2 separate regions of the Homo sapiens genome follow, and region 2 is linked to region 1. The links are chromatin contacts, found by Hi-C or POLR2A ChIA-PET in ENCODE. All regions are on one chromosome and are shown on one strand. Each heading gives the region's core, a stretch centred on a gene start or an enhancer-like site at or near the end of the contact. The rest is flanking DNA. Distances are from core to core; before and after follow the strand shown.

Region 1 (3,778 bases), core at 61-2,560:
CATCCTCGTGCCACTCCCAGCCCTTCTCATAGCAGTGGCAGAATATCTCCATATCCCTGAAGTCTGCATCCACCAGGAAGAATTAAGACAGAGTATTGTAGGCCTACAGCTTAATTTTTAAAGAGAGGGGGTCATTGAAATTGATGATGAAAAGTCAGTAATCCAGTGAGAAGGCATCAGCTAAACAGGCTTGGAAATGCTTTATTGACATTCCTCTAGAACTAAAATTTCCTCGATAGCTGTTTCTCTAGAGGGAACCAATCCCAGGATGCTGGTAAATACATATGGCATGGAAATGCAATTATGTTAGCAATCTAGTATGTATATATCAGACATGTCTGCTTGTGCTTAGAGTAGTAAACAAGCGGAGTCTCATTCCCTGCTCCTTTTCTGGTGGTGTCTATGGCCTTTTCTGCCCAGGGACAGCACTAGAAAAGGCAGACCTCCTGAGCCCAACAGGCCCCTCGCAGCTCCCAGTGACTTCCATGGATCAAAACACAGACTTCCATACAACAAAAAATTGATGCTACTGGAATTACTAGAGTTCGAGATGTTCCAAGATTTCAAAGAGAGAAAGGATGGGGGATTGCAACACTGTTAACTAAAATAAACACTGAATTGACCCTTGGCAATGGTCTGTTCCCGCACCCAACACCTGGCTCCACTACGTTGAAACACACACACACACACACACACACACACACACACACACACACACACGTGATATTTGCTTTTAAGATCATAAAACACCAGGAAGGAGACAAAAGCTCTTATGCGTCATCTGAGATGACACATGTACTGTTAAAGCGTGCGTTTATTTCAAACATTAATGAAATTTGCAGAACCCAAACTAAAGAGAGAGGATAGATAAGACATGCTGCAGTTCTTGCCCTAACTTTCAATCCCAACAACTGAAATGTCTTCCAGAGAAGTAACTCCCCCCGGTAAGGATGTAGCGCGGTCCCTACGTGGGTCTAAGGGATCTGACCCACGACGCACTGCACTGGGTTCACGAAGCGCCTCCTCGCAGGCGGTTATCTCGGTATCTCTGAGAGCGGCGGGCTCTCGCTCCCGCTCCAGGGATTCGGGGCAGAAAGAGAACATCCCACAGTTGGCGGGAGTTACGCAAGACAGTCAGACCCGGACGTCACTCGTGAGTGCCCCGACCCCCCTCCACCCCAGAGGCGGGGCCATCGCCTTCCTTCCGAACTCGGGATCGATCTGGAGCTCCGGGAATTTCCCTGGCCCGGGACTCCGGGCTTTCCAGCCCCAACCATGCATAAAAGGGGTTCGCCGTTCTCGGAGAGCCACAGAGCCCGGGCCACAGGCAGCTCCTTGCCAGCTCTCCTCCTCGCACAGCCGCTCGAACCGCCTGCTGAGCCCCATGGCCCGCGCCACGCTCTCCGCCGCCCCCAGCAATCCCCGGCTCCTGCGGGTGGCGCTGCTGCTCCTGCTCCTGGTGGCCGCCAGCCGGCGCGCAGCAGGTGGGTCCCGGCGCCCTGGGGTCCCCGGGCCGGACGCGGCTGGGGTGGGCGCCCCGCGCCGACAGCCCCGCTCAATCAGCGAGTCTCTTCTTCCCTAGGAGCGCCCCTGGCCACTGAACTGCGCTGCCAGTGCTTGCAGACCCTGCAGGGAATTCACCTCAAGAACATCCAAAGTGTGAAGGTGAAGTCCCCCGGACCCCACTGCGCCCAAACCGAAGTCATGTAAGTCTCGCCCATCGCTGCCGCTGCCACTGCTGGGGTCCCCGACTCTCCCGCTGCCCCAAACCCTGTCCTCAGCCCGACCTCCTGTCTCACGAGATTCCCTTCTCTCTGCAGAGCCACACTCAAGAATGGGCAGAAAGCTTGTCTCAACCCCGCATCGCCCATGGTTAAGAAAATCATCGAAAAGATGCTGAAAAAGTAAGTTATAATTTCCATGTACACAGGCGACTGGAGCTGTTGGTCAGAAATACTGGCGTCTGCCCCCTAAAAAGTAAATCAGGAAAACCCAGGGTTAGCTGCAGGACTGAAAAAATTATTATTTTCACAAAGTTGCCATTAAGGTTATTAATCTGTTCTGGTGCCAGAGGATATTCCCAGTGCCCAGGGTCACCACCCAGGTTCTTCCCTCCTGCCAGTGAATGTAGGTAAAACTGCTTTCATGTAAGGTCTCATTGGAGTTTGCCAGTTGTGCTGAAGTGTTTTCCACCTGTTAAAAAACACAAGCTTCATTTCCCCTAGTTCCTACTGACTTTCAGACCTGAAAAGCAGACCCCCTGGTTTTTTGTAAAAGTTTAGGGTTGAAGTGCAGAGATTTCACAATAATATTGCACTGGGTATATAACTGGTTGCCACCACCTATTAGCCATGTCACTCAGAGACAATATTATTTAGTTTATCTGAGACTCAGCAAAACAGGGAAAATAATGGTAGCTACATCATGAGGTTGCTTTGAGGCTCAAGTGAGGCCCAGTATGACAAAGAGCAATAGGCTCTGGCTGTTTTAGCCAGTAAAACAGTGTAGACTGCCACTCCTCCACCCCACGTCACCCCCATTCCTAAAAGAGCATCCCAAGCCTAGAGGTCCTTGCCACACAGCACAGCTGTCACAGGCAGTACCCACTTGGGTGCCAGGCTGGGGAAACTGCATTCAGAAAACTCTAGAGCCTGGGGAAACAGGACAGGAGAAGACTGTTGTGCAGTCAGCTTTCCTGAGCACCTACTCAGGGCACCCATTTTCTCATTACAGTGGCAAATCCAACTGACCAGAAGGAAGGAGGAAGCTTATTGGTGGCTGTTCCTGAAGGAGGCCCTGCCCTTACAGGAACAGAAGAGGAAAGAGAGACACAGCTGCAGAGGCCACCTGGATTGCGCCTAATGTGTTTGAGCATCACTTAGGAGAAGTCTTCTATTTATTTATTTATTTATTTATTTGTTTGTTTTAGAAGATTCTATGTTAATATTTTATGTGTAAAATAAGGTTATGATTGAATCTACTTGCACACTCTCCCATTATATTTATTGTTTATTTTAGGTCAAACCCAAGTTAGTTCAATCCTGATTCATATTTAATTTGAAGATAGAAGGTTTGCAGATATTCTCTAGTCATTTGTTAATATTTCTTCGTGATGACATATCACATGTCAGCCACTGTGATAGAGGCTGAGGAATCCAAGAAAATGGCCAGTGAGATCAATGTGACGGCAGGGAAATGTATGTGTGTCTATTTTGTAACTGTAAAGATGAATGTCAGTTGTTATTTATTGAAATGATTTCACAGTGTGTGGTCAACATTTCTCATGTTGAAGCTTTAAGAACTAAAATGTTCTAAATATCCCTTGGACATTTTATGTCTTTCTTGTAAGGCATACTGCCTTGTTTAATGTTAATTATGCAGTGTTTCCCTCTGTGTTAGAGCAGAGAGGTTTCGATATTTATTGATGTTTTCACAAAGAACAGGAAAATAAAATATTTAAAAATATAAAATGTTTGTTTTATTTTGGGGGAAACAAGGACTATATTTGCTGAAAAATCTGATGATTTACATCAATATTTATTTCTCAATTTTTTTCTGGGTTTTCAATCTGCTATACAGATAAACTATGAATTATGCCTAATTTCATGTGGTGATTGCTGTCACTCCCCTTGGCTCTCACCTAGTAAAGAATGTGCCTTACCAAACTATGGTCTTGCCCCTGATGGGAGAATCACTGATACATATTGCCATTTTTACAAGAAGTTCCTTACTACCTTGCTACTCAAATTTACCTCCTTAAAAATATGGAGGGGGGAAA
Region 2 (3,801 bases), core at 209-2,708, 350 kb before region 1:
AAAATGGTTCACGCTTCCCAGAGTAGGTGTCATTGAGGTCCAATCCAGCAGCATAATGGCCTGCAGGGGAGGGAATAAAGGAAGAAAAGAAAAGGTAAAGTAGGGTGCCTTTCGAGTCAGCTGTGTTAGGTAGAAAAGTTTATCTTTTGACATCAAAGCAGTTATTGCACATGTGCTATTGTTTGTGATTGAGTCATTTCTATGAAAGAAACTTTACATTTTTGCCAGCAAGCAAATTCAGCTGTCCCAATTACAGAAGTGCTTTTCTGAAGTTTTTCTTTTCCACAGATAATCCACATTAATTTCCACATCAAAAAAATCCCGCCAAATTGGCAAATTAATCTAATACAATTACTTGATGGGTAATGTCTAAAAATTCCCATCACTTCACATTCCAAATGCATTTCTTTTTTTGCTAGAATGCCATCCTGGCCTATTTCGGTAGGTTTTAGATACAAATATCAGATTTTCTTCAGATGTGTTCATATTTTTAAAAGATATTTTTAAAAGATGTGTTCATATTTTTAAAAGATGTGTTCATATTTTTAAAAGATATTTTTAAAAGATAATCTTTTAAAATAATATAAACAGTGGTTAATTATATCGATTATTATTGTCATTTTTCATTATCATTATTATTATTACTACATAGACAATAAACTGAGTACTAAGTAAGATTTGGGGCCCAGAGTTAAGCCACTGCTTTATCTTGCTTTTTCTTAGGTCTCAATAAAACAGCATCAGAGTGGTGCTTTTAACCTCTCGCCGGGATACTCTAAGTCCCTCTAGGAAGGTAAAGAAGAAATCACTAGACAGAGATGGAGAATTAGGCAGGAGGCAGCAAACACTGCTGGGTCCAATATCTGCGGAAATCACTTCACCTCTCTAGATCTTGGTCTTTTTAATCTTTTAATCTGTGAAACGAAGGGTTAGGTTCAAATGATCTCTCCCGTCTTCTCAGCTGAACTAAAGAAAAAGTACAGCGATTCTCTGGGACACCTTGTCCTGGACGTTTGAGACATCTGCCCTTCTCTTTTCCTCCTAGGGAGGGAGCTACAGTGATCACCTCCTGCGGCGCAGGGTCGGGGGAACTAAAGGGCGATTTTTAGAGAAGCAAGAGCCAAACTCAAGAGGCAAAACCTGCCATGGGAGGAGAGCCCAGCAGTTCAGCGCCGGTGAATCCTCACCTGAGCCGAGTATCAAGAGCGACAGCACCACCGGCGCCGGCGGTAGCAGCGGGGCTCTCATTGGTCCTTCGCAGCGGCGGCGTCTCGGTCTCTGGGGCAACTCGGTCTCTGGGACACGAGCTGCCGCCAAAACGAGCGGGTGTTGGAAGAGCGAGTGGAGACCGGGAGTGTGCGCCGCTCTCGAAGGCTTGGGGAGCTCGGGGCGGCGGGCGCGGCGCCTCGGGCTGTCCCGGGACCTCTGGGGCGCTGGCACCCAGGTGTGCGAACGTCTGTAGGGCGGCGCGCACCTGCCGCTTTATAGGCTCAGCCGGGAGGGGGCCGCAGCCCATGACGTCAAGGCCCGGCCGTGGGTGGAGGCAGGCGGCGCCCCAGAAGGTGCTACCCGAAAACCACGCGCGGAGGACACACGCCCCGCCTCCCTCGTGCGTAAGGATTCGCTGAGAGGAAGTGGAACTTAAACCTCTAGCTGCAAGCCGTTTTTGAGGGCGAGCAGGACTGGAGTTCCGGAGCTAGTACCTGACAGAAGTCCAGATGTTTCAAACTCTGACAACCTCTTTGTATACTTAACATCTACAACAGACAGGGATTAAATAGAAGAGTTCCGTATTTAGATGTAAAAGTACTTTAAGACCAAGAGTGACTTTGCCTGATGTTTCCAACAAGGATAAAGGACGAGAGAACTCAATGAGGAATTGCTTCATGTAGGATGGGCTTCTATCTCAATCAAGAGCCCCTTCCCACCCATTTCTGTGAAGTGGCCAGAATTTCAAATCCCCTCACTCCCTATTTCTTTATGTGGCCCAGGGGCCTCATCAACATTAATATTTATTGATGATTTATTATTGCCAAATTATGCACTTAAAATTTTACCTACACCATCTCACAGCCGATAATGTTCAAAGCCAGGTGGATATGAATTCTTCATCTGACTCTGAAATCTGCTGTTTTCCTCTCTGATGAATTTAGGTTTAAACTGATCCTTGAAAAGAGGGTTTCTGGGAAGAACAATATTTAGCCTAAAGGATAATTTCTACTGGTGGCATACTGGCATTTAGGTGAAGAGTAGTGCTCTAGACTGTGCCTCTCAAATCCCAAGATAAAAAGGTCAGCGTTGAGGGCCCACTTACAACCTAGTAGGATATTTAATCATGACAAGTAGATAAAATGAAGCGGAGACAGGAAGCTACTTAATTTGACTAACTTGGATGTACTGTCAACTAAAGAACTGGATTTTTCTTGACTTGAGGAAGAGAAAAAGCATTGTTCATTTTCCTTCACCTGGAGATATGATTCTTTCCTGATTGTTTCAGTAACACAGCCCTTTTAAGAATGTAGGTCAGGCCAGGCGCAGTGGCTCATGCCTGTAATCCCAGCACTTTGGGAAGCCGAGGCGGGTGGATCACCTGAGGTCAGGAGTTCGAGAGCAGCCTGGCCAAGATGGCAAAACCCCATCTTTACTAAAAATACAAAGGAAATTAGCTGGGCGTGATGGCGCGCGCCTGTAGTCCCAGCTACTCGGGTGGGCTGAGGCAGGAGACTCCCTTGAACCCGGGAGGCAGACGTTGCAGTGAGCCAAGGTCATGCCACTGTACTCCATCATGGGTGATAGAGCAAGACTCCGACTCAAAATAATAATAATAATAATAATAATAATAATAATAATAATAATAACGTGAGTCACAGTGCATCTGTCCTAATTCTGGAAATTTTTTTTTAAAAATCACTTATTTTTAATGGTATATCACAGTGCGTAGTCCAAATAATATCATGCATTTAGTAGAATGAAATAATCATGAATCATGCCTTCTATTCCACATTTGTTGAGAGTGTATTTTGTGTGAGCCACCTGCTTTATATTTTATGAAGGGGAGCAGTATAGGTTCACCAGGAGCTCAGTGGTGTGGGCCAGATACATAGATAAGTAATTCTAATAGATCACATGATGAGAAGGGTTCAGAGTGCCATGGAAAAAAAGGACATGGTTTAATTTTGCCTCTGTTTAATGGAAAGCTCTGTGGAAAGATGAAGAGGCCCCTCAAAGGCCTTCCCAGCAAATCTTTTACATGGAATAAAGACCTGATGTGAGGGTATGACCAAGTATGGGAAATAAGGCTAGAAAAGTGTCATGCCCATTCCAAAGTGAAGTAGGGGCCTGCACTGTTATCTGTTCTGGTGGATGAGGCAATTGTGATTCAGAGAGATTGAGAGACTTGCCCAAAGATTTCAAAAGATTCTTTTGGAGACTTTGTTTGGAGCTCACGCAGTTGGTCTACACTGTTGCACCTTTATGCTCCCATAGGCTTCATTTCTGTTCTAGGCCTGTTCTTCTCTTTTCTTCTTTTTTTTTTTGATTGACAAGTAACTTCATATTTGTAGTATATGACATGATGTTTTGATATATGTATACAATGAGGTTAAATCAAGCTATTTAACATATGCAATACTTTCCATTTTCTTACTCTTCTTATTGAGATGAAAACACATTGTGCAGATCAGTCATCAGAAATGTTTCACTTTTGGGAAAGTGGACTGTTTATATTGGAAATTGCTTAGTCTTTTTCCAGTTGGAAATTTATAGGGTGAACATTTACATGATCTAGGCACATAACCTAGA

What was found. Hi-C counts contacts between places; a loop is a spot of excess contacts on that map. ChIA-PET counts read pairs that join two places held with the same protein, here RNA polymerase II (POLR2A). Pooled maps may share reads with other maps.
Region 2: a pooled map shows a loop between it and region 1 (2.0-fold over the local background). The contact joins the promoter of AREG here to the promoter of CXCL2 in region 1. A Hi-C loop is called at or near these places in 1 of 50 pooled maps. POLR2A ChIA-PET finds 5 or more read pairs at or near these places in 2 of 52 experiments (AG04450 and MCF 10A).

The regions. Positions count from the first base shown.
Region 1 is chr4:74,096,727-74,100,504 of GRCh38, reverse strand. It overlaps CXCL2 (C-X-C motif chemokine ligand 2), which reads left to right and starts at 1,310. Exons shown (of 4, transcript NM_002089.4): 1 at 1,310-1,484; 2 at 1,583-1,706; 3 at 1,821-1,904; 4 at 2,734-3,465. The coding sequence starts at 1,385. The coding sequence ends at 2,749.
Region 2 is chr4:74,442,793-74,446,593 of GRCh38, reverse strand. It overlaps AREG (amphiregulin), which reads right to left and starts at 1,458. Exons shown (of 6, transcript NM_001657.4): 1 at 1,188-1,458; 2 at 1-60. The coding sequence starts at 1,248. RefSeq lists a silencer at 1-191.